Linked DNA regions of Homo sapiens: region 2 is linked to region 1. Evidence: chromatin loops called from intact Hi-C (ENCODE). Cell type or tissue: heart right ventricle. All regions are shown on one strand. Links, peaks and the distances in the headings refer to the core of each region. The heading gives the core; the rest is flanking DNA. Region 1 has its middle 97 kb from the start of MIR4705. Region 2 has its middle 40 kb from the start of TPP2.

The links. A loop is a pair of places that touch in the nucleus more often than their neighbours do. Peaks named below come from ENCODE experiments on the same cell type or tissue, not always from the same donor. Only the 100,000 strongest peaks of a DNase experiment are listed, where the experiment ranks them.
Region 2: a loop joins it to region 1, with 7 times the contacts of the local background. A loop is called at or near these places in 30 of 110 quality-filtered maps.

Annotation. Positions count from the first base shown.
Region 1 is chr13:102,136,780-102,149,302 of GRCh38, forward strand. It overlaps a transcript of FGF14 not described here. Among named protein-coding and RNA genes, the nearest start is that of MIR4705, 97 kb to the left of the region's middle. In heart right ventricle, for the core only: CTCF peaks have their summits at 5,050 (motif pointing right) and 5,250; no DNase peak of the experiment used is centred there; H3K27ac peaks cover 411 bases.
Region 2 is chr13:102,550,605-102,563,127 of GRCh38, forward strand. No RefSeq gene overlaps it. Among named protein-coding and RNA genes, the nearest start is that of TPP2, 40 kb to the right of the region's middle. In heart right ventricle, for the core only: a CTCF peak has its summit at 5,531 (motif pointing left); no DNase peak of the experiment used is centred there.

The sequences.
Region 1 (12,523 bases), core at 1,863-9,862:
TAAAAGTGGCATATTCTTCTCCATGTTTATCTTAACTAGCTCATATGTATTTGATGTATGCCAGATAAAAAGAAAACAATGATCCAGAGCTATGCCCTGCCTCTCTCCCATACTTGGCTAATGGACCAGTCATGGAGTTTTTATCAAGACGGGGAGAAAACCTGGGACATTAGATTACTTAGTCGAACAATATTTACGAACTTTGTGACAGTGATAAGAGCCTGAAACTAGGCCATACTGCTCTTTATATTTTAGAAACAGCAATGAGGTCACTTTTAAACTATGCTAAAGTTTGGCTACTAATGTGGTGTGGTTGCTTCATTATGCTCTTAAACAGCCACACCAGCCATTCCTTCAGCACTGTCTATTGGGCACTCTATAAAAATCCCAACTTTTGTTTTTCCAGTGATCACAATATATTCATGCTGAAGCAACCTCATTTCAGACATCTATCCCTCTTGGCAACCAAAACAAGATAACTGACAAGGATTAAAAGCCAAAATTTATGACTAAATAGTGTTTATTGACTTTGCACAACTAACTGCAAACTTATCTCATAGAGATATACTCCGGACAAGCAAATAAAATTACTTGAGCAAAAGTATCTCGAAACTACACATAGTTGTCCAGGCTGTAGATTATTCCATAATAAAATATATGCAACCAAGTTGTTTGGTCATATGCCTGATGTGTCCCAAATAAGTCTGGACTCTGGTAATTTTTAAACTTAGATGAGGAATCCCTACAAAGAAATGGACTTAAGCTTGGTGCAACCCAAGGAACTTGTTCTGGACTGTCAACACCTTGAATTTGTAGGTGAAACATACATCCTAGTTCTTGTTTACTTTCCAGGCATAATAATTAATAACTCCTCATTTTACTCTCAAAATGTCTTTGTTTGAATGAATTGTAGTCATGACACATCAGTACCCTTCAAGTCTGATAACACAAACCTTGTGAAATTTATAGATCTTGTACTATTGTGTTATTGTCTTTTAGGGCCATAAGTTAGATCACATCCTTCAAGTGGGTAAGGCTTTGTCTGAAAAGAATGATGGTCTCATTGCCAATCAATGAAAAGGATGAGCCTTGAGATAAAACATGGTGACACAGGAGGTGGGCCTCAGTCCAGGGTGATGGAGGAGAAAAGCGCTCAGCCTAGGACTGGGATTTCAGGTGGCCTCAGACACTGAAGTTCTGAGAAGTCCTTGTGAGGGAAAGTGGACCGTCCCAGCTGAAATCCCAGTCCTAGGCTGAGTACTTTTCTCCTCCATCGCCCTGGCCTGAGGCCCACCTCCTGTGTCACCATGTTTTATCTCGGGACTCATCCTTTTCATTGATTGGCAATGAGACCATCATTCTTTTCAGACAAAGCCTTACCCACTTGAAGGATGTGATCTAACTTATGGCCCTAAGACAATAACACAATAGTACAATTTCTATGACAGTCCAGAACAAGTTGCCTGGGAAACATGGAAAACAGTGCAGAGCTGGATCCTGCCATCCAAGGCCAGAGTGGCAACACAGGAGTGGCCCACAGGGAGAGGCAGTGTGGTGAGGTGTCAGTCCATCCAATGCCTCAGCCACCGAGGAGGCCCTCAGTGTCCTGAACAGGCTCATCCTTTTCATTGATTGGCAATGAGACCATCATTCTTTTCAGACAAAGCCTTACCCACTTGAAGGATGTGATCTAACTTATGGCCCTAAGACAATAACACAATAGTACAATTTCTATGACAGTCCAGAACAAGTTGCCTGGGAAACATGGAAAACAGTGCAGAGCTGGATCCTGCCATCCAAGGCCAGAGTGGCAACACAGGAGTGGCCCACAGGGAGAGGCAGTGTGGTGAGGTGTCAGTCCATCCAATGCCTCAGCCACCGAGGAGGCCCTCAGTGTCCTGAACAGGACAGAGGAGAGGACACCAGGTACTTCCTCCTGAACAGAAGGAGCTGGGCAAATTAAAGGGTGCTCATTTCTAGCAATAAATGTGCCATTAAGTGAAGCAAAGTTATTGTGCAACATGGGAGTTGTTCACAAATTGTTAGCAGCTTACATAACTGATCACAACTGGTATTGTTTTCATACAGTAAAACCGTGTTTTAGTGTTTCAGTTCTTACTTTATAATTGCTTTGGGATCTATGATCAAATGTAAAAGCTATGAGTTTTCTGAGTACTGTGTACTTTTTATTTATCACTATGCACATTTTAAAGCAAAAGTGGTTTGTATTGCCTAATATGTAAAATTCCCTTTGATGGTCTTGCTACAAGTTCCATGTAAACAATGTATTCCAACATCCCTGTGGTCTTTTTTGAAGGCAGAGATGGTTGCCCTTGTCAAGATAGTATAATCCCTGTGATCAACAGATCTGAGTGTGAATCTTGGGTCTTCCACATTGGAGCTCGGAAGAGTTTGAAAGCTCATAACTCATCTGAGTCTCAGTTTTCTCATCTATGAAATAGAAAATACCACTAGCCAGGCGTGGTAGCACGTGCCTGTAATCCCAGTTAATCGGGAGGCTGAGGCACAAAAATCACTCGAACCCAGGAGGCAGAGGTTACAGTGAGGCAAAATCATGCTACTGCACTCCAGCCTGGGTGGTAGAGTGAGACCCTATCTCAAGAAAGAAAAAAAAAATAGAGAAATGGAAAATAACATATATCTTGCAGGATTAGTATAATGATTAATGATAAAATATGTAAAATGCTTAGCAAAAGAGATTAGCTAATGATAATATTATTATTAATCCAAAGAATGTGTCCCCATTCATCGCCTCATATGTCCTATGAGCAATGCTCCACGGATGACTGCTGTGGAGGGGGGGATGGCATGGAAGAGATAATGCTAGTTAAGGATGGAAGGAGAGGGACTTAGAATAGGCTCTTAATTCCTAGAATCAGAGGGCACTGGGCAGAGGAGTGAGAAAATCAAAGAGTAGTCAGTTATGTGAAGAAACGAGGAAAGACCAAGATGTTTCTATCCCAAGAAGCTTTCAGCAGCTTTCAGCAGCTTGATGCTGCAGGCTGGAGAGCTATGGGAACAAATTCACCCACTCAACCCCTCCCCTGCCAGCCTGCTACAAACCAAGCCAGGGCAGGAACGGCATGCCTTCCAGGGGTGCCTGATATACCAGATATTTTCATTGTCATGTAATTGTTTTGCATGAAACACAGTGGATTGAAAATATCACATAAATGTCATTACGTACAAGCCTTCGTGTAACATCAAGTTTATGGTGGCAGCTTTAGGTCAAACTCTTCAAGACCCCCCCCCCCCCTTACAGCAGTAAGTCATCCGTGTTTGGTGCTTTGGTGGAAAATGGTGACAGAGTAGTAAGATTTGGAGAATCTTATTAGTTGTGTGGCCTTGGGCAAGCCCTCCATCTGTGCTCATTTATAATGGGGATAATAATGGGGTCTTTGAAAAGTTGTTCAAAAAAGTTGTAAAAGTTAAAACTTGTACTAGACATAAATAAAATGACTACCCAATACAGTATCTGGTATATAGCAGATACTCAATAATGTTAACTAATTTTGCTATTATATTTAACCAAAACAGACTCAGTGCTTTCTGTGTACTAGGCACAATGTTTGATGTTGGATCATTTCAGATGCAAAAGAAATGTGTGCCTAAGCCACCCAGGGATTTTCATATTTTTCTCCCCAACTTTTACTTCAAAAAGAAACAAAGTGTATCATTCCATTATTTTAGAGATAAAAGGCTGAAAACTACCTGTAAAAGGTAACAGACTGCTATGAAGGAAGTCCAGTGTGCATGTGATTTATCATTACCTATGCTGATAAGGGGAGTGAGAAAATAGGAAAATCCAAGGTATTTAAAGAAAGACAGCTGATACCTCTAAATAGGGATAAAGTAGCAGAACCTGAACTTAATAAAACCTCAAGATGAATATGAAAGAGGTCACAATTTTTTGAGGAGACTCCCTGACCCTTTAGCAGAAACTCTGCCCCCAGTACTCAATCTATAAACTGGGTTATGAGAAAATTCAAGAATAGAAACTGACAACATGCCTTGTTGTATTGTCGTATTACTTCGGCAAAAAGTGATAGAAACTAAACTCAAACCCAAATTAACCTAAGCATACTAAGAATGTATTGTGTTACCAAATCCAAGGATGAATTAAATGACCAAAAAAAGAAAAGTGGGGTTATAGGAAGAGCAGACAGCTGCATCCTCACAACAGAAACCAGAGGCATTAATGCCACCAAAATTTTCTTTCCCATTCTTAACTCACCACCAACATTTGACAGTAAACATGGCTACCAATAGTTTTTCAGAAAATATATTGTAGGGCTTCCTCTACTAGAAATAGACCTACTCTCTTTATCAGCACTAGTTTCAGAAATCCCAGGGGAGGATTCTAGTTGGCTTGGTTTGGACAGGGAGTCTATTCCTGGCCCAATCAACTTTGGTCACCCAGGAAAATGGACGTGTTGAATGAAGGCAGTGACTGTTTCAGAGACACGAAACAGAACTGGTTGTACACCCAGTAGATGTTCAGTGGAGCCATGAGTTCAAGAGCCATTTCTATCTGGGCCTTTTCTATGAGGGTCAGTTACTGCTACGTTAAACAAGACAGTTTTCTCTTTCATGTAGCTTTCTAGTGATACTTATCAGTACAAAAACAAGAAACAGTTTATGAACGAATGCAGCAATTTAGAAGAGTTTTTAAAACAGATTTCAAGACGAGAAAATGCATTTGTGGAAAATGTACTTACTTTTTCTCAAAGAATAACAGCATTTTGCTGGACAAAAGGAACCTGAAAATCATGAGGAGTTATACTATTGTAATTTCAGAAGTTTCTCTAGCTAGATAACTGCTAGGGTTATTTCTCCAATACATAATTGTGATGCATTTGGAAAACATATTAAGCTCAATTACATAGGATTTTTCTTTAAGTATAGGTATGAGTTAACACTATTTAGTTATTTGGATGCTGAATCATAATGTACCGAAAGAAAAAAAGAGGCAGCTTTCTCTGACTTACTGCATAAATTTATGCATCTACCACTAGAGGGCACAAATAAGGCTGTTTTCTGGGAAAAGGTTTTGAAAATGACAAAATTCCATATTTTGGAACGGTGACTGAGTTAAGATATGTAGATATGCATGTTTTCTTTAAATCTGAGAAGAAAAATCAAAACATACTCATACTTCACCGTGTACCATTTTGTTCTCTTCCCTCTTTCTCTCAAAAATAAAGTACACATGCATGAGGGAAATAAGAAATATCAATGGTTCATAAGATTTTAGACACAAATAATAAAAATTAAATGGCTACCAAGAAATAGACTAGCACATAAAAATACTGCTACAGCAACATGGCAAAATGCCACAAATTAGCAAAAGTATTCATATTTGTCTACACCACACTTACAATCTTTGGAGTGATTTTCTCCTAAATCATCAAGCACAATACAGTTCACAAAACTGATCCCAAATCTTGCAAATATTAGATATATATTGCATCTTTTCTTAACAAATGTAGCACTGTGGTAAAAATAGGATATGATTTGGTTGCATTTTCACACAATACTGTGCTTGAGTCATGCTCGCAGAATACCTCCATCTGCAACAGCTGTTTTACTCCTTAAAAAAAAAAATGGAAAAGGAAAAAACCCAACTTCTCCAGAATAAGCAAACAGTCCCTAATCTTGTCACCCTGGATGTCTGACAAGTACTAATAACTATGACTAGGTTTTGATAACTTCCTTGATTTGTTTTCAGGGTTATTATTATTTTGCTGGAAAAGGGCCTTGTGAGAGCCAATGATTGTATTGGAAATAAAGCCAAAACAAAGTTCAAAGCTTGCTGAGATGCCTCTAAGGTAGAAAGGGTAGCAAGGTGAATGGCATGATGAGGAAAGTGAAAATGCTGTCGCAAATTGGATAAAAGTGATGAGTTGGTAGCTTCCATACCTTTCACACCTTGATGTTTCCCATCACTAATTCACAGTAGCATCAAGAATGTATCAAAATGTAGCTTGTCTTCACTTTATTAAAATTTCTCTAAAACACAAATTTTGAATGTTATAAACAAGGAGTTAATAGATGTTCATTCAATCACTCAGCTTAGTCCCTTCCAATGTTTCCTTTAAAAACAACATACGCTTTTATTCTCTTTTTAAAAAATGCTCTACTAAAATCTACACACCTTCTGCACCTTCTATAAACATTTTGCTCTAGTCCAATCCTGTTTCCTTTCCTGCTTCAGGTTTTGTCATTTTCCTCCTGATGCCAACTTGAGATTCCACCATGGTTTATCCCCATACATGGCTGAATCCACAGAAAATGGCAATTATGACACAGATACCCACTTATCCTCCCAGTGATGGTCATGCATGTAGCAATAAGAATCCTTTTTAAGAAACAGCACGTCTCAATCTGAGCCAGAGGGTAGAGTTTCCTCTACAAAATACTTTCAAATGCTTTGTCCTCTAGAATTTCTTGATTATTAATGGTTTTCACAAGTATGGGGGGTTAGGTGGGCCACAAACTGCTTCCAGGTGGCAAAATAACTATTAACCCTTCTACTCAGATTTAAAAAAAAATGTGTGTGTGTTTATGCATGCTATGTGCTTATGTAATATATTAAATGCAAATATGTATTAGTACATATAAAACTTCCTAATTAACACCAACAAAGCCTTCAAGAGTAAAACTGAGGGGTATGGTGAACATTTTGAAACTAATTATGACCCTCTACTAAAATATTGCCAATTCATTCTCCCTGAGGGGAAAAAAATACACACTTGTTTTTCGTCTTGTGCATTAATAGTCTAAGAAATTGACCTATTGAGTAGAAATCAAAGGAAGTTTATATCTGCCCAGTAATTTCTGGATTTGAGAATCAGTTATTCAAGCTTTAACCCATGTTTCTACTGACTTGATAGAGTCAAATTGACTTCAAAATTAATTTAACCCCGAAGACACTATGTTTCAGACCTCTATCTAAAATACATATATAAAGAAATACACAAATTAAAACCGTTGCTTCCTTTTGGTGGAGTGGATCTTCCAGAGCCTGGGGGATGTTTGTACCTCCTCTCTCTTGGCTGTCACACCTTGAGCATTTGAGTTTACAGATTCCATAGAATCACTTAGGTCCTCTAAGTTACCAATATTATTATACAGTTTCCTACAAAGTAGAAGTGGTCCAGATTATCATGAGAAATGCCCTCAAATTTTAAAGCCAAAATATGACACAGCACGCATATTATTTTACTTATTTTAGAGACAGGGTTTCTCTCTGTTGCCCCGGCTGGAATGCAGTGGTGCAATTATAGCTCACTATAGCCTTAACCTCCTGGGCTCCAGTGGTCCTCCCACCTCAGCCTACTGAGTAGCTGGAAATACAAGTGCACACCACTGTACCTGGCTAATATATATCTATGGCATGAGCTACTGTATCTGGCCCGCCATGCATAGTAAGATTAAAAAATTTTTAAAAATCCACACCAAGCATATGTTACAACCTAATCTCTGAACAGTTCTACTGCTTCCATCTTCTCCATGATTTTCCTTCAAAAACTTTTGATTAGATCAGGATTTTTACACTGAACTGCTTATCCAAAAGAAATAAATGGAAGTACATAAAAATGATTACAGTAAAATCAATGATTTACTTTATAAATAGCTATCATATATACATTTACATCAAATTTATATTAAATGTATTATAGTATATGATAGCTATTTATAAAGTAAATTATTGATTTAATATAAGTGTGTTATATATGATAGTTATATATAAATAAAAGAGAATAGAGTCCATATTTACACAAAACTTTGAAATAATTATAGTCCTTCTGTCATTCTCCTAGCTTATTTATGTAGTACATCTGAGTTGTAGAGAATTGGAAAAATCATGAATCATTCAAATAATTGTGAATGGTAATTGAACAGTTTTCCTTGCAATATTCTTGAATTGCATTGATCCCAGAGTCCAAGAGAAGACTGACAGGAGCTTGATGCCATGCAACACAAAGCTTAAGTCATCAAAAGTACATGTATTTCAAATAATTTTCATCTAAAAGAACATCACATAAACACAAATGCAACAGATTCTAAAACTATGATCTAAATCAGAAAAGGTAAATCATTTTAAAAATGAATACGTTTCTATTTATCTGCCCACTTATATATTTATTTTTAAGCAAAATGAATATATAAAGACTACCAGGTAATTCTTCCGTAATATTTGAAAAATAAATCCCTAAATAAACATCCCTGGATTTTGTTATGCTATCTGACTAATGTGATGGGTGATTTGGGTTGCCAACAGTTATTATTTTCTTTCTTCAATTTTAACAGAACCTCGATGTTGTTCAAAGTATTGTGGGTAGGCATATGAATCCTCCATTTGGAGGAGGTTGAGCCCTCCTTAGCACTTCTATGTGATTTCTAATTAAGTTATGACAATCATGGCAATTGGGTTTTTTTGGCAATGATTGATTTAGAAATCGGCATGAGACTCAATTCTAGCCAATGAACTATATAAGTTCTACTAGAAAAGGAGGGTGTTTTGGGCATTGTTGGGTGACGTCTGGATCTGCTAAAGCTGTCTTGCACCCATAGGGCTGAAGCCAACATACCCATGGTGGCAGAGTGGTAAGATGGAAAAAACAGAACCTAGATGAATGTCATTATGCTGCTGAATTAACCAACACTAGAATTTCCCTTCCTCCAGGCTTTTAATTTATATTTAAGAACATTTTAGCTGGGTTTTCTGGTTTCTCGTACTGACTTATGTTAAATCATATAATCCATGCCTATTTTAAATATGCACTTTCCTTCAGTGTACCAGTTACACCTGTTAATGATAGTCTTTATATTGCAAAATCACTGTAGTTGTTATGCTGCATAGCAATAGCAAAAGTGATATATATGCCTTTTCCCCAACAGCTATGTTAGGCCCCCAAACCACCTTAGGAAATATCAGTAGATTAATAAAATTAACCAGTGCATTGGTTATCTTTATGCATTTAGCACAGAAATCCTCCTACAGGGAGAGAGAGTATTTAGAGAAGTATATAAACATTATTTTATTTGAGTGCAAGAGATATGAAATCCATTTACTATGAAAGAAACAAACCAGACTACATCCTTGCAAAATCATTCCTATTTATTTTTCAATAGCATTCTACTTAAGCTCCAAAGATTGTGCATTAGGAGAAAACAGTGAGTATATCAGAGAAGAGCAGATCCAACCTATTAGCACTCTGATAAGCAAAGCAAATTACTGAGGACAATTACCCAGGAACTTTTATATTCTGCAAGCCTTGTTCTTGTGATTCATAAAACTCTTCCTGGTTGCTTGTACAAAGTCACTTCACAATGACTATCAGTGTCAGTTGGGGAAAAAAAGTTTTGTTCTATTTTACCCTTCTCAGTGTAACATGTAATTTACACGCAGTACATGTTACCTTAGATTGATGCTAGTGGCTCTTGGTAGGACCTTGAAGAAGTCACTAGCTGATGAAGGTCAGTGTTGATTTTGGTGGCTGACAAATTATTTTGTGGGATGAGCAACAAAGTCACATTCATTTTAAGGTAAGCATTAGTATAGCATGACAATGTCATTAGCTCATGGGTTTACAGAAATAAAAGTGGCCCCTTTTTATGTTTGACATGTGCAAGAGAACTTAAATACAGCAATATGTCATTACTTTCCTAATTCGTTCAACCAATACTTTTGAAGCTGCCTTTATAACAATATTACAGAGTAATAAATACCGTAGCTAGAAGACACTCTTTTCCATGGTCTTTGTAAGTGGGAAAATGGAAGCCCAATGAGATAAAGAAATTTACACTAGTACAGGTATTTAGTGTCAGCAACAGAACTCAATTCTGAATCTCTTAACATCTAGGCCACCACTCTTTCAACTACATCATGATACTTAGATAATATAAAAATCCTCCAAAAAACTGCCTGTGTTTAATTAAACCAAGAAAAAGCATGAGTTTCAAACGATAAAAATATACATTTTTTCCAACCAGCCCTGGTAATCAGACACATTCATGAAGACCACTAATGAGAACGAATTGTATGAAACACAGGGAAGACATCACATAAAATAACAGGGCCCATGAGGGAAAAGAATAAAGTCTGAAGTGCTGATAGAAACTTAGTGATCAATCCTTGGTTCCATTTTAGCTTCTGCCAGTGGCTGGCAGCCTATATTATGACATCAAAAGAGTTATCAGTGATGCTCATTGATGGAAGCTCTTTTAATAAATAAATAGCATCCACTAGTAGCCCCACAGAATATATTATGGTACAATTTAGTGGTTATAAAGTATTTTGTTGAATTATTTTAGGCCACCCTTGGAAAAATATTTATTGAAAATATTTATAGAAAGAACCTTACTTGTGTCTAGTCAAGACCCTTTGCTAGCAGATGGGGAAAGTGAGAATCAGACTGAAGTGACTGACCCAGGGAGCCTGGAAGCAATTGATAGGATTCAAATTCTGGTTTTCTGAACTCTTTGTCCAAATTGATTCTGTCCTGAATTTGACCAGGTAAGATTCATGGGCTTGTTACGAAGGCAGTCCAGGCCTTCTGAATATGCAGGTGTATGTGTTCATAGTGCAGGCCATTTATTCAGCATTTCCATATGCCTGACACTGGTGGAGAATGCAATGCACAGATGAATAAAGCATGCCTACTTTCCAAGAGCTTATGTGACACAAGGAAGGCAGACAAACATATTTCATTGTCATGTGTTAAATATTGTGACAGTGCAGAGATACAAAAGATTACTAAAAGGACAACTTTTAAAAGCCATCTCTCTTGTACATGTCAAAAATGTCATCAAAATGCCACTTTCTGGTACTACCTATTTAGACCTTTGAAATGCAAATATTTCAGCACAGAAGCCCAGAGTCCTTGGGGAGGAGGTGGATGGTCTGCCTGCTTCACTAAAAGGGGAGTGGTAGAAAAGGGGCTGAAAGGACTAAAAAAGCTGAACTTGAGTTAATTTACCTTCCTGTCAGTGATCTCAAGTTTGTCTCATAGGAAGGTTTTGCATGCCAAAAATGGTTCTTTTGTTTAATCTCAATAGGGAAAAACTGTGCAGGTTTTAGTTTATTCTGTATGCCAGGCCATGCATTTAGAGAACTTCTTATGCACACACACATAAGTAATAATTACTCTTCAAAATTTGGCAAATGTCCAAAATGTAGCAATTTCCCATACCTGGAAGGTATGTAATTTTTTAGCAAAATCTTTTTTTAATAAATCTGAATTAAAATGTTTTGCCAAGCATAGAGCCTCCAAGGCTATAAGAGATAATGTGTCAACGGTCCCTGCATCGAAAATGAAAGTTTCATCCTACATGAGAAGCTCATTTATCTTCTGTGCAGTTACTCTCTAAAATCTTATCTTATATTTAAATTCAATGTAACTTGGGGGGAAAAAAAGTCATTTTGAAACTCCAAACTAAGAAACTGATTGAGCACTCAGAATTATTTTTTGCAGAAATAATTATAAAATCACTTTAATTGTTGTATTGATTATATACAAGAATTTTTGAGCCTGATTTTTTAAAATGATACTTTCTTACTATATATTTTAATTGTCTTATAATTTGGTTCAATATTGCCCTTTTAAAAAATGAAAAAATCATCACATCATATAGAGTGAGGGATCAAGTTTGTGTTAGGAATAGAGTTTTAAGCCAAAGTTTCCTGAGGTTCAATTTACTCTGTATAAAATACATTCGATGGCCAGGCGCAGTGGCTCACACCTGTAATGCCAGCACTTTGGGAGGTCTAGCCAGGCAGATTGCCTGAGCTCAGTAGCTCGCGACCAGCCTGGGCAACAGGGTGAAACCCCGTCTCTACCAAAATACAAAAAATTAGCCATGCATGGCGGCATGCAACTGTAGTCCCAGCTACTCAGGAGCTTGAACCCAGGAGGTGGACGTTGCAGTGAGCCGAGATCGCACCACTGCACTCCAGCCTGGGCAACAGGGCGAGACTCAGTCTCAAAAAAATAATTAATTAATTTAATTTAATACATTCCATTATTTGAAAAAAATCCACACTCATTGGTTATCTGGACTGGATTCTAAATTGGGAGATAGATGGTGAGCCTCTTTGTGATCACTGACCAGCGCGTACCTGGAATATACAATGTGTGCTGCAGTGCCGCACATGTATACACACAAACACACTTTTATACATATTAGGATATGCATACATTTGTCAGGGAGACATAGAAAACTGCAACTTTTTATTAGTAATAGCCCACATTTATCTAGTACTTACTATGTGTTAAGCTATATGCTAAGTGCTTTACCTGCATGGGTCAAAACAGAAATATCTAAGGCAGCATGTCATTAATTAAAGTAATATGAATAATTAAAATAATATCATTATTTTAAAATAACTATAATTGCTTTTTATATTTATTAAAATAATTATAAATAAATGTTTGGAACACTCATTGATATAAAATGGCCTCTCTTATGGCGAATTCTAAGAAACACTAGGTTCTTT
Region 2 (12,523 bases), core at 1,853-9,852, 410 kb after region 1:
TGTGTACCTTTCTTCCCCAGCTACAGTGGTCACAGGGAAAGCTGACTCCGCCCTTGTCTTTAGTATAATCTCATTTTCCTTGCCAGCCATTGGCTCAGGATTCTGACCTCTGGGGGACATGAGGGACGGCCTGCAGCAACATCATGCCACCAGCCTGGGGATGAAGCCAGCATCGAAGAGGTCAGAGCAGATAGAAAGAAAGGGCTCAACAATATCTTTGTTAAGCCACTGAACCAAACCCTGAAAGCTACCTTGTCTCAGAAGTCCTGTGACGGTGAGATTACATATTTCTGTATTATCTGAATTGGGATTTCTGTTACTTGAAGCTGAAAGGATCCTTAAGACATAAAGAAATCATTAAGGTGTCATTTAAGCTGTGTTTAAACTACTGTGCTCCATTAAATGTTTCTGTTTTTTAGGTAAGGGACATTGCAAGTGAGAGTACTATCTTAAGCCATTAAAAATGACATGTTAGGGAGGCAACAACTTCCCCAAAATAAGTTGTAACTTCTCTATTGATCCAAAAATTAAAAATGTTTGGTTTTCATAGTTAATGAAAGAAGGAAAGAAGAAACTATAAAATAGTTTGAAAACATAGGTTATTTGGGTCCCTGAGAACATGAATCAAAATGGAATTTTAATAAATTGAACCCTATTTTCAATGCACAGCAGACTGGATGAAGGCAACTTAATATACTTAGCTACTCCTCCAGTGCTTGTATTTTGAGTTTTTTGAAGGCCTACTCCACACTAGATATTGGGTATAGCATTTTCACAAGTGTCAAAGTACAATCTGCACAAATCTCTGTAGGGTATAAATCAATATGCCATTTTATAGATGAAGAAGATGGCACAGCCGGGCATGGTGGCTCACGCCTGTAATCCCAGCACTTTGGGAGGCCGAGGCAGGCAGATCACGAGGTCAGGAGATCGAGACCATCCTGGCTAACACAGTGAAACCCCGTCTCTACTAATAATCCAAAAAAAATTAGCCGGGCTTGGTGGCGGGCGCCTGTAGTCCCAGCTACTCGGGAGGCTGAGACAGGAGAATAGCGTGAACCTGGGAGGCGGAGCTTGCAGTGAGCCGAGATGGTGCCACTACACTCCAGCCTGGGCGACAGAGCCAGACTCCGTCTCAAAAAAAAAAAAAAAAAAAGAAAATGGCACTTGACGGGTTTAATAGCCTGGCTAAGTCTACACAGATAGTGAGTGGTAGAGCCAGGAGCCTGTCTCCCAAGACCATGTTTTTGATCACTAGACTATACCTCTTAGGTAGATCATTGTATTAAAAAAAAAAAAAAAAAGCTGTCAATAGGTTGCTAGTTCTCTATTGCTACTATAATAGATCACCACTAACTTATTGGTTTAAAATAACACAGACCAGAAGGAAGAAGTCAGTTCCACTGGGCCAATGTCACAGCGTCACAGGGCTGATTCCTCCTAGAGGCTCTGAGAAGACAATTCATTTTCTTGTGTTTCCAGCCTCTAGAGGCTGCCTGCATTTCTGGGCTCATGGCCCCTTCTGCCATCAAAGCACCTTATTCCAATCTGCTTCCATGATTGCATCGCCTTCTTTCTGACTCTCATGTCTCCTTCCTTTGTTTCATAACAACCTTGTGATTACACTGGGCCCACCAAGAAAATCCAGGACAATCCTCCATCTCAAGATCCTTAACTCAAGTACATCTGCAAAGTCCCTTTTCCCTGTAACATTCACAGGTCCCAGGTGATTATGTGGACATCATTGCAGGCCATTATTCATCCCACCACAATAAGACAATCCAAGATAAAAGGTCACAAACATAGAGAATGAAAGAAGATAAACACAAAAGAAAACTGGGTAAGAAGCTTACTGCAAATAAATATACACATATTTGTGACTTCGTGGCAATCAAAGTCTGAATAAAATATATTTTATTAGTTACAACAGCATGCCAAGGAGCTCAACTATTAGAGAATCAGAATTAATTTGCTTTTTTTCCCCATTTGCTAATTCATCACTACCACTTACATTAAACACTAGGATGGAAACTATTTACACACATTGAATTCCCAATCCCCTGTTCCTCCCAACAAGCTCTGTCCTGAACTTCTGTCCTGACTGGTCCAGAAACCAGCTATCCTGGTGCTTCCCAGACCTCTGTAACTGAGATGGAAAGGGAGAGAAGCCGGTGGGAGTGGAAGAAGTCAAGCCTGTGCACATGCCCTCTTTCCTGGAAAGCTTCTGTTTCCCTCTAGGGTCTCGGTCTAGCAGATCATATAGGGCCCTGTTGTAATTTTAATCAGTTAGGTCTTTTCTCATAATGAGATGGGAGCCACCAGAGGGGTCTGAGGTGAGAAGTGATATGATCCAACTTATGTTCTAGCCTCAGATTGGAGAAGTAGTATGGAAGGAGCCTGCTGAGTGAGGAGAAACCTCTCCCATGAGGATTCTGCCCTGGTCTCTCATCTGGGCTTAAGCCCACTGCCCGTCTTCTCTCTGCTGGACCATTGCAACGACTAAGTCCAGGCCACAAGTTTCTTCCCACTCAGGTGAGTTTCTTCCAAAGACAGTGAGCCACTGTCTTTGTCTTGCACACAGACCGAACTCTATTCTGCCCCACTGTCATGCTAACAAACTCTTATTAGCTCCATGTTTCCTACATCATCAAATCCTGACCCTCTTCTTTGTCATAGAAGATTGTTCCGGGCTGGGCATGGTGGCTCACGCCTGTAATCCCAGCACTTTGGGAGGCCGAGGTGGACAGATTACTTGAGCTCAGGAGTTTGAGACCAGCAGGTAACATGGTGAAACCCTGTCTCTACTAAAATTACAAAAATTAGCCAGGCATGGTGGCACGTATCTATAGTCCCAGCTACTTGGGAGGCTGAGGCATGAGAATCGCCTGAGCACGGGAGGCAGTCAGCCAAGATTGTGCCACTGCACTCCAGCCTGGGCAACAGAGGGAGACCACGAGACCCTGTCTCTGTCTCAAAAAAAAAAAAAAAAAAAAGACTGTTAAGACTGCTGCCGATCATTGCCCACCTCTCTCTGTGAGCCTTTTTCAGTGTCTGAGTGCACCAGTCTTGATTCTTGTGGCTGAAGATACCATTCCTTCTGCCTAGAGGGCCTTTCTCCCCTTCTCCCTCATCACTTCCCCAGGCTCTTTTGATCCATTGTTTGTGTTCCCCTAGAACTGTGTTCATTCTTGTATCTCTATGCTGTATTTCACATAGTGTTTTGGGATCTGCCCAATTAGATGTACTCCTCCTCCTTTGACTACATATTGCTATATTTTAGGCCTTGGATCTCAATAAGATGGAAATGTCAGAACACCAAAAGAAAGAAACTAGTCATAGTTTCCTTAGACCCTTTTATTCCTTATTAAATATTGAGCTTTGCTCCAGGCCTTCTGTTTACAGGCGGAAAACATCAATTGTTTGAACATCCTGGAGGTACTGCCTGCTCACTTTTGTTGAAGGTAGGGAGAAACATCCTTCCTACTGAGCTTAGAGTTCAGCTTCTGCAGGGAATCTATTGCACATCCACTTGGTACCTAAATGGAAGGAAGTCAGGTTTCTTTTTATTCTGTTTAAAGACTATGAGCCTAGAAATTATAGCTTCTTGGTCAAAGCCAGTCACAAAGCCCCCCATTCATCCCTGGAAGGCAAAGCCTCAAAATTGTTATTGGCCTCTCACTAAATAGGTTGATAGTGTAAGTCTAGGCAGAAGGATACCTGTACAAAAATATGGAATTTGCATGTCATTCAACCTTCCTTAGTGCAAACACAGATTTCTTTACCAGAAGGGGTGCAATGACCTTTTGGCATACATCATTCATACATGTTTCTTTAGGTTTTCAGTTATCACATAGAAAGGTGATTGCATCTCATACGTTGTTGATGGGAATACAACATGACACAATCTCTATGGGGGAAATTTTGCAATGTTTCCAAAATTAAAAATGTACTTTCACTTTAACCAAGAAATCCCATAGCTAGTAATTTATTCTACAAATATCCTTGCACATGTGCAAAATAACATGTTACAAGATTACTCATTACTGCATAGCTTGTGATGATAAAAATTTGATAGCAACAAAAATGTTCCTCATTAGAGGATTGTTTAAACCAGGGATTTTCAACCAGGAGTGATTTATTTTTGGTTGTCACAACTGGAGAGAGGGAAACTTACGGCATCTAGTGGGTAAAGGCCAGGGATCCTGCTAAGCATCCTATATTGCACAGGACAACCTCCACGACAAAAATTATCTAGCCTTAATTCTCACTAGAACTGAGGGTGAGAAATCTTGGGTTAAACAATCATTCACACAATGGAATATTACGCAGCCATTAAAAACAGAATAGGAATACTTTCTGTGTACAGATATTAAAAGATCTTTGTAATACATTAAGTGAAAAAAAAAAGGTCAGGGATGGTTTACCTGTTAACTTTTGAGAAAGAAAGAAAGAGAGAAAGAAAGAAAAGAAAGAAAGAAAGAGAAAGAAGAAAGAAAGAGAGAGAGAGAGAAAGAAAAAGAAGGAAGGAAGGAAGGAAAAAGAAAGAAAGCAAGCAAGAAAGGAAAATGTGTGTGTGTGTGTGCGCACGCACACGTGAGCGTACACTCTGTCTGCAAAAAGAAACCCTAAAATGATACACGGGGAATTAGTGAAGATGATACCAAATGGGGATTGATTGGACTGGGAGTGCGGGCTGGATGGAGACATAAGTAGAAGCTATCATTCTAATTTGGAATCACGTGTCCTTATTACTGATTCAAATCAATGCATAAAGATTTAGGGCACAAAAATAAATAAGACATGTGAGGTCTTTGAGAATAAAGGGATTATATCTTATTTATCTTCGCGTCCCAATTATCTGGCATTATGCTTGCCCTGAAAGAGACACTTAAATATTCATTAAAAGAATTGAGGCAGGGCACAGTGGCTCACGCCTGTAATCCCAGCATTTTGGGAAGTTGAGGCGGGAAGACTGCTTGGGGCCAGGAGTACGAGACCAGCCTGGGCAACGTAACAAGACCCTGTTTCTAAAACTAACAAACAAACAAACAAACAAGAACTAAATTCAAGCCAGTAGCTTTCACATTACTAATTACCTATGCATTCATGAGCATTGGGCTAGTTAAAAAACAAATGAAAAAATAACTTATTCCCTTTGGCCTCATGGAGGTTACAGTCTGGTATAGAAATAAACACATAAGACAGTTAACAATCCAATTATTTGGGTGATTTCATGAAAAAACTGAATTTTACTCTATAGATTTTCAGAAAAATGAAAATGAGCTAAATTAAGCTGTGAGCCAATTTATCAACTGCTCCTTTCATTGAACATGCAAATTCGTTCTTTGTTAATTTACGAAGACATCTGACTTTGATTCACAGGTTTACTATTTCAGTTAGTGGATTGAAGCATAGAATTAAAACAGTGACATCACAACAAACTCCACTAGACAAGACAAAACAAATTAGCTGCCGCTGATTCACTTGAAGTTTAACATCATCTGTCCAGGAAAATGTCACTCAGAACTGAGAGATTGCTGCCCCCAAGAGGCTAATCAAAAAACTCCAAAATAAAAAGGATGAGGTTCAAGAGCTAGGAGACGGCAATTGAGAAGAGAAGACGTGGGCTGGAGCTTTTTTTAGAAGAAAGTGAGACTTGAGCCCCAAATTCTAGAAGAAAAAGAGGAGAAGATTGGAGCTCCTAAGAGTAGAGATGAATTTGTAGCAAGGGAAAGATAAGAGAGTGAGCATCCAATAAACATCAACGGCAGCTGCTTTAGGGAGACTTCTTAGAAGTTTTTACTTTTTTCCTATTTCTGCCCTGTATTTCCCCATAACTGCTTATGGTTAAAAATCACTAAACATGCTTAAAGAGTTCCATGCCTATATCAATTATTTGGGAAAAGCTGTAGATTTTAAAAGAGTAGATTTTATTCTACTCAGCAGTAGGCCAGAGGAAAGAACCCCCCGTCGGAATCAACTATTAATTGCAGTGGAAATGAAAGCCTGCAAACAAAATCACTGCTCCTCAAAACTCTCCGTGAAGTAGCAGGCAGAAGGAAGAGACTCTGGAGCCCAGGGTCTAATCCAGCCAAAGATGGTGAAGTGCCCCTCCAAAGCAGTTTGCTCCCCAAACCCTTGGGATCTCTTTCAAGACCTTAAGCCCCTACCTCATCAGAGATCCTACCAAGAAATCCTGCCAAGAAGAACTCACTTGGTTTCCAGAGATCGGGAGCTTAAGTTCCCAAACTCTGCTGCCCCAACTGGGGAGAATATTTTCAACATAAGTTAAGTTGGAATTCATATGTGGACATTTATCTATGGCTGCATATGTTGTTGTACAGGTAGGTTAAATAAACATATGGGAGGTTTGGTTTCTCTGTTCAGATTTCAAATTGCTGACTTGCAGAAATTTCTGAGGAAGCAGAATAGCCTGGTAGAAAGGCTTGCGACTTTGACGTCAAAGAGACAGTAAATTTCAATTATGATTCTGCCCTATATTTGCTGTCAGTTAACTTATCTGAATGTCAGCTTCCTTATTTATAAAATACAGATATATTTTATACAGATACAGTATAAAATGTAGATCTATATTTATAATATATAATATATATTTATATATCTATAGATACCATGTATATATGTAATATAAATATATTTATGTATTTATAGATATATATTTTATATTATATATGTATTATACATATATAATGTATGTAATATACATATATTATCTATAGATATATATTTTATATATGTAATATAAATATATATAATATATGTAATGTAAATATATTTTTATATATCTATAGAGATATATTTTATATATGTAATATAGATATATATGTATATATCATATATAATATAAATATATAGATACATATTTATATAATATATAATATTAATATAAATATAGGTATATATTATATATAATATATAATCTATAGTTATATTATAGAATATATATCTATAGTTATATATTTATAGAATATATAACTATAGATATATATTCTATAAATATATATCTATAGATTTATATTATATATAATATAAATCTATAGTTATATTATAGAATATATATCTATAGTTATATATTTATAGAATATATATCTATAGTTATATATTTAATATAATATATAACTATAGATATATATTTATATAATATATAATACAAATATATAGATATATATTTATATATAATACATAATATAAATATATAGATATATCTTTATATAATACATAATATAAATATATAGGTATATATTTATATATGTAAAGTCCAGATTATAGATATATCTATAATATACAGAAATATATATTTATATATCTGGAGCTATATCCTATATAGAGAGATATATTATATCATATATATTTTTATATAGATATATATATAAATAGGGATATATAAATAAATACAGATAGCTATATTGCTATAGCTAAAGGATTTACAAATGACATATATTAAGCATACATAAATACTATGTGCTTTATAAATGGTAGCTATTATTACCCAGTCATGACTAACCTGTACTATGTTATACAAAGCAGAAGCAAGTTTGATTGATGTGCCAAAATGCATAGTTCAGACACTGAAAAACGACAGGCCATTAGGAAGGAGGGGATTGATGTCGGCAGGAAATATGAGTAGACTTTACAAATAAGTGAGATGAAACCTGATCAAAAACCTGACAGTTCATTTGGAAAAAATGTCATTACCACCTTGAAATATTTGCAGAGATAGAAGATATAAAATTTACAATGTGCATTCAAGCTTGATTAAATATTAGACCATTATGAGAGATTTGTTATCCATATCAAGAAAATCACTTGAGTCATGAGATTATACCTCCTAAATATAGCTTTGATGGCGACAGATATATATAATTCTGAAAATAGGATCCTGTTTTTAAAGAGGCATACTATTACGGATAAGAGTTTATCCCAATAAAACACCATATGTTAGAGGCCTTCCTGAAGCTGCAGTAACAAATTATCAGAAACTTGGTGGCTTAAAATAACACAATTATTCTCTCATAGTTCTGGCGGCCAGGAGTCTAAAACCAAGGTGTCTGCAGGGCCACATTCATTCCAAAGGCTCTAGATAAAAACCTTTCCTTACCTCTTCCAGCTCCTAGTGGTTGCCGGCATTCCTTGGTGTCCTTGGCCTGTAGCTGCAGAACTCTAGTCTTAAAAATATTTACAAGAGTATAAAACAATGCTACTCTTCTCACACATTTTGTGTTTGAAAATATAGTTTTTTTAAATTAAAATTTCATTTCATGTTAAGCATATAAATAAAAATTTTAAATTTGTGTTTTAATTTTAATACAGTAAATGTCAACAGAAAAAAACACACAAACACAAATACTCTTTGAGATTCTCTATGCTTTTTAAGAGTTAAAATAATCCTGAGACCAGAAGGTCTGAGAACTAACAAGTTAAGAGAATTTGATTTATTGATTTTTCATGTCTGATTTATTAAAGACATAGAGGTTTCCTAAGAACCTCAGAAAATCTTCCTTGTTAGATTTGTCATTCTGTCTTTTGAAGAGTTTGAGAGAACTGTATTTTTTCCTGTTTAACTTAAAATATCCTAGGGAATGTCTGAAGTATATAAGTTGTGTTGATTATCTAAGGTAAATCAATTTGTATTTACAAATTAATTCAATATTCATTAAAGAATCAGTGATAACTTTGTTCGTATTTTTGTATAGCATTTACTAGTTTGATTTTATAAATTTAATAAGATTTTTTGCAAATGAGATTGCTTTCTTGATTTCTTGCTAGTTTATTGTTGGTGTATAGAAACACTACTAATTTTTGTATGTTGATTTTGTATCTTGCAGCTTTACTGAATTTATCAGTTCTAAGAGTTTAAATAATTTAAATAGTAAAGGCTATATTTTTTAAAAGTTTAAAATTAAACTTTTAACAAGTTACATGTTATTTACAACACAAGTAAGTATAACAATCCTTTCTATGCACAATAGAAATTTAGATATTAAAATATATTTCTAAAACCCATTAACAGGTGTTAGGAACATAGATAACTAAGAAAAGTGGGCACAGGACAGGCACATTTTGATAAAGGCCAAGAGATATGAGAAGTGTCTCCAGGAAGAACCCAATAAGTAGCATACTTGGGGGTGGGGTTGTCAAGGAGGGGTTGTCACAAGGCCCCTGGTAAGTGCAGGGAAATTCTAGAGAGGAAGAAAGCCCAATAGAGGCCGTAGACATTGAGGATAATCTTTATCAACCTCTTAGGTATTAATCCCTTGTCAGATAAATAGTTTGCAAATATTTTCTCCCATTCTGTAGGTTGCATCTTCACTCTGTTGACACAGGAAGGGGAACATCACACACCAGGGCCTGTTGGGGAGTGGGGTGCTGGGGGAGGGATAGCATTAGAAATACCTAATGTAAATGATGAGTCAATGGGTGCAGCAAACCAACATGGCACATGTATACCTATGTAACAAACCTGCATGCTGTGCACATGTACCCTAGAACTTAAAGTAAAAAAAAAAAAAAAAAATGGTCCCCTGGCTGGGGTAAGATGGTATATTATTGAGGTTTTAATTTTTCATATCCCTGATTATTAGAGATGTTGAGCATTTTCTCATATATTTGTTGGTTATTTGTATATCTGCTTTTGAGAAATGTCTGCTCATGTCACTTGCCCACTTTTTAGTGGAATTATTTATTTTTCTATTGTTGATTTATTTGAGTTCCTTGTAGATTCTGGATATTAGTCCTTTGTCAGATGCATAGTTTGCAAATGTTTTCTCCTATTTTGTAAGTTGTCTGTTTAATCTGTTAATAGTTTCTTTTGCTGTGCAGAAGTATTTTAGTCTAATTAGTTTCCATTTATGGATTTATTTATTTTGTCACATTTGCTTTTGACCTTAGTCATAAATCCTTTGCCTAGGCCAATATCCAGAAGAGTTTTTCCTAGGTTTTCTTCTAGAATTTTTATGGCTTCGGGTGTTAAAGTCTCTAATCTAGCTTGAGTTAATTTTTGTATATGATGAGAGATAAGGATCCAGTTTCATCATTCTACATGTGGCTATCCAATTTTCTCAGCACCGTTTATTGAATATGATGTCCTTTCCCCAGCATATGTTTTGGTCTGCTTTGTCAAAGATCAGTTGGTTGTATGCATTTGGCTTCATTTCTGGGTTCTCTATTCTTTTCCATTGGCCTATGTGTCTACTTTTATACCAGTAGCATACTGTTTTGATTATGATAGCCTTATAGTATAATTTGAAGTCAGATAATGTGATGCCTTCAGATTTGTTCTTTTTGCTTATATTTGCTTTGGCTAATCAGACTCTTTTTTGGTTCCATATGAATTTTAGAATTGTTTTTTCTAATTCTGTGAAAAATTATATTGGTAGTTTGATAGGAAGTACATTGATTATAGATTGCTGTGGATGATATGGTCATTTTCACAATATTGATTCTTCCAATATATTATAAGCTTGGTCTGTGTTTCCATTTGTTTGTGTCATCTATGATTTCTTTGATCAGTATTTTGGAGTTCTCCTTGTAGAGATCTTTCACCTCCTTGGGTAAGTGTATTCCTAGGTATTTTATTCTTGTTGTGACTATTGTAAATGGGATTGAGTTCTTGATTTGATTCTCAGTTTGGTTGTTATTGGTGTATAGCAGTATTACTGATTTGTGTACATTGATTTTGTAACCTGAGACTTTACTGAATTCATTTATCAAATCTAGAAGTCTTTTGGAGGAGACTTCAGGGTTTTCTAGATATAAGATCATGTCATCAGCAAACAGAGATAGTTTGAATTCCTCTTTTCCAATTTGAGTGCCTTTTATTTATTTCTCTTTCCTGATTGCTCTAGCTAGACCTTCAGATTCTTTCCATGGTAACCACTGTAGTGTCTCCTTTTTTTGTTTCAGATTGTATTTATTTGGGTCTTCTCTCTCTTTTTCTTGGTTAGTCTAGCTAATGGTTTCTTGATTTTGTTTATCTTTTCAAAAGGCAAGCTTCTCATTTTGTTAATCATTTGTAATTTTTTTTAGTTTCAATTTTATTTCTTTTTGCTCTGATACTTATTATTTCTTTCCTTCTACTAATTTTGGGTATGAATTGTTCTTGCTGTTTTAGTTATTTGAGATGCATTAGTAGGTTCTTTGAAATCTTTCTGTTTGTATGATATAGGCATTTATTGCTATAAACTTTCCCCTTAATACTGCTTTTGCTATATCCCATAAGTTTTGCTGTGTTGTATTTCTACTATCATTTATTTAAATAATTTTTTAAATTTTCTTCTTAATTTCTTAATTGACCCATTGGTCACTCGGGAGCATGTTGTTTAATTTCCATGTATTTGTAAAGTTTCAAAAGTTCTTGTTATTGATTTCTAGTTTTATCCCATTGTGTTCAGAAAAAAATACTTCATATGATTTAACTCCTTGTAAATTTGTTGAGACTTGTTTTGTGGCCTAACATGTGGTCTGTCCTGGAGAATGTTCCATGTGCTAATGAAAAGAATGTGTATTCTGCAGCTGTTGGTCCATTTGGTCTAAAGTACAGTTTAAAACCAACGTTTCTTTATTGATTTTCTGTCTGGATGATCTGCCCAATGCTGAGAGTGGGATGTTGAAGTCCCCAACTATAATTGAATCATAGTCTGTCTCTCCCTTTAGTTCTAGTATTTGCTTTATATATCTGGGTGCTCTGGTGTTGGGTGCATATATATTTACAGTTGTTATATCTTCTTGCTGAATTGATCCCTTTATCATTACATAATGAACTTCTTTATCTCTTTATACAGTTTTGACTTAAAGTCTACATTATGTCAAATAAATATAGCTACTCCTGCTTGCTTTTGGTTTCTGGTTTTTTGAAATATCTTTTTCTATCCTTTTATTTTCAGTCTACATGTTTCTTTATAGGCGAAGTGAGTTTCTTGTAGTACGATATAATTGGGTCATTTTTTTTATCCATTCACCCAGTCTATACCTTTTAAGTGGAAGATTAATTCATTTATATTCAAGATTAGTGTTGATAGATGATAAATTACTCCTGTCATCTTATTGTTTTCTGATTGTTTTATATATCCCTCTTTCCTTTCTTCTTTCTTTTGTGTTTATCATTGTGGTTTTGTGGTTTTCTGGAATTATAAGGGTTTTCTTTCTCTCTATCCCTTGTTTATCTGCTCTATCAGTGAGCTTTATACTTCTGTATGTTTTCATGAAGGTGATATAATCTTTGACTTCAAATGTAGTATTCCCTCGAGCATTTCTTGTAAGGCTGATCTAGCGATAATTAATTCCCTCAGGTTTTGCTTGTCTGGGAAATACTTTATTTCTCCCTCATTTTTGAAGGATAGCTTTGCTAGGTTCTTATATCTGTTTCTGTATTCAATATATTGTAACATGTTGTTTTGGTTAAAGTATATAAAGAACATTCAGATTAACAGAGACAAGTATTTGGAAAAGGTAGGAGTATTTTTAATTATCTTTTCAAATAATTACGGCTATTCTTCTTTGATAC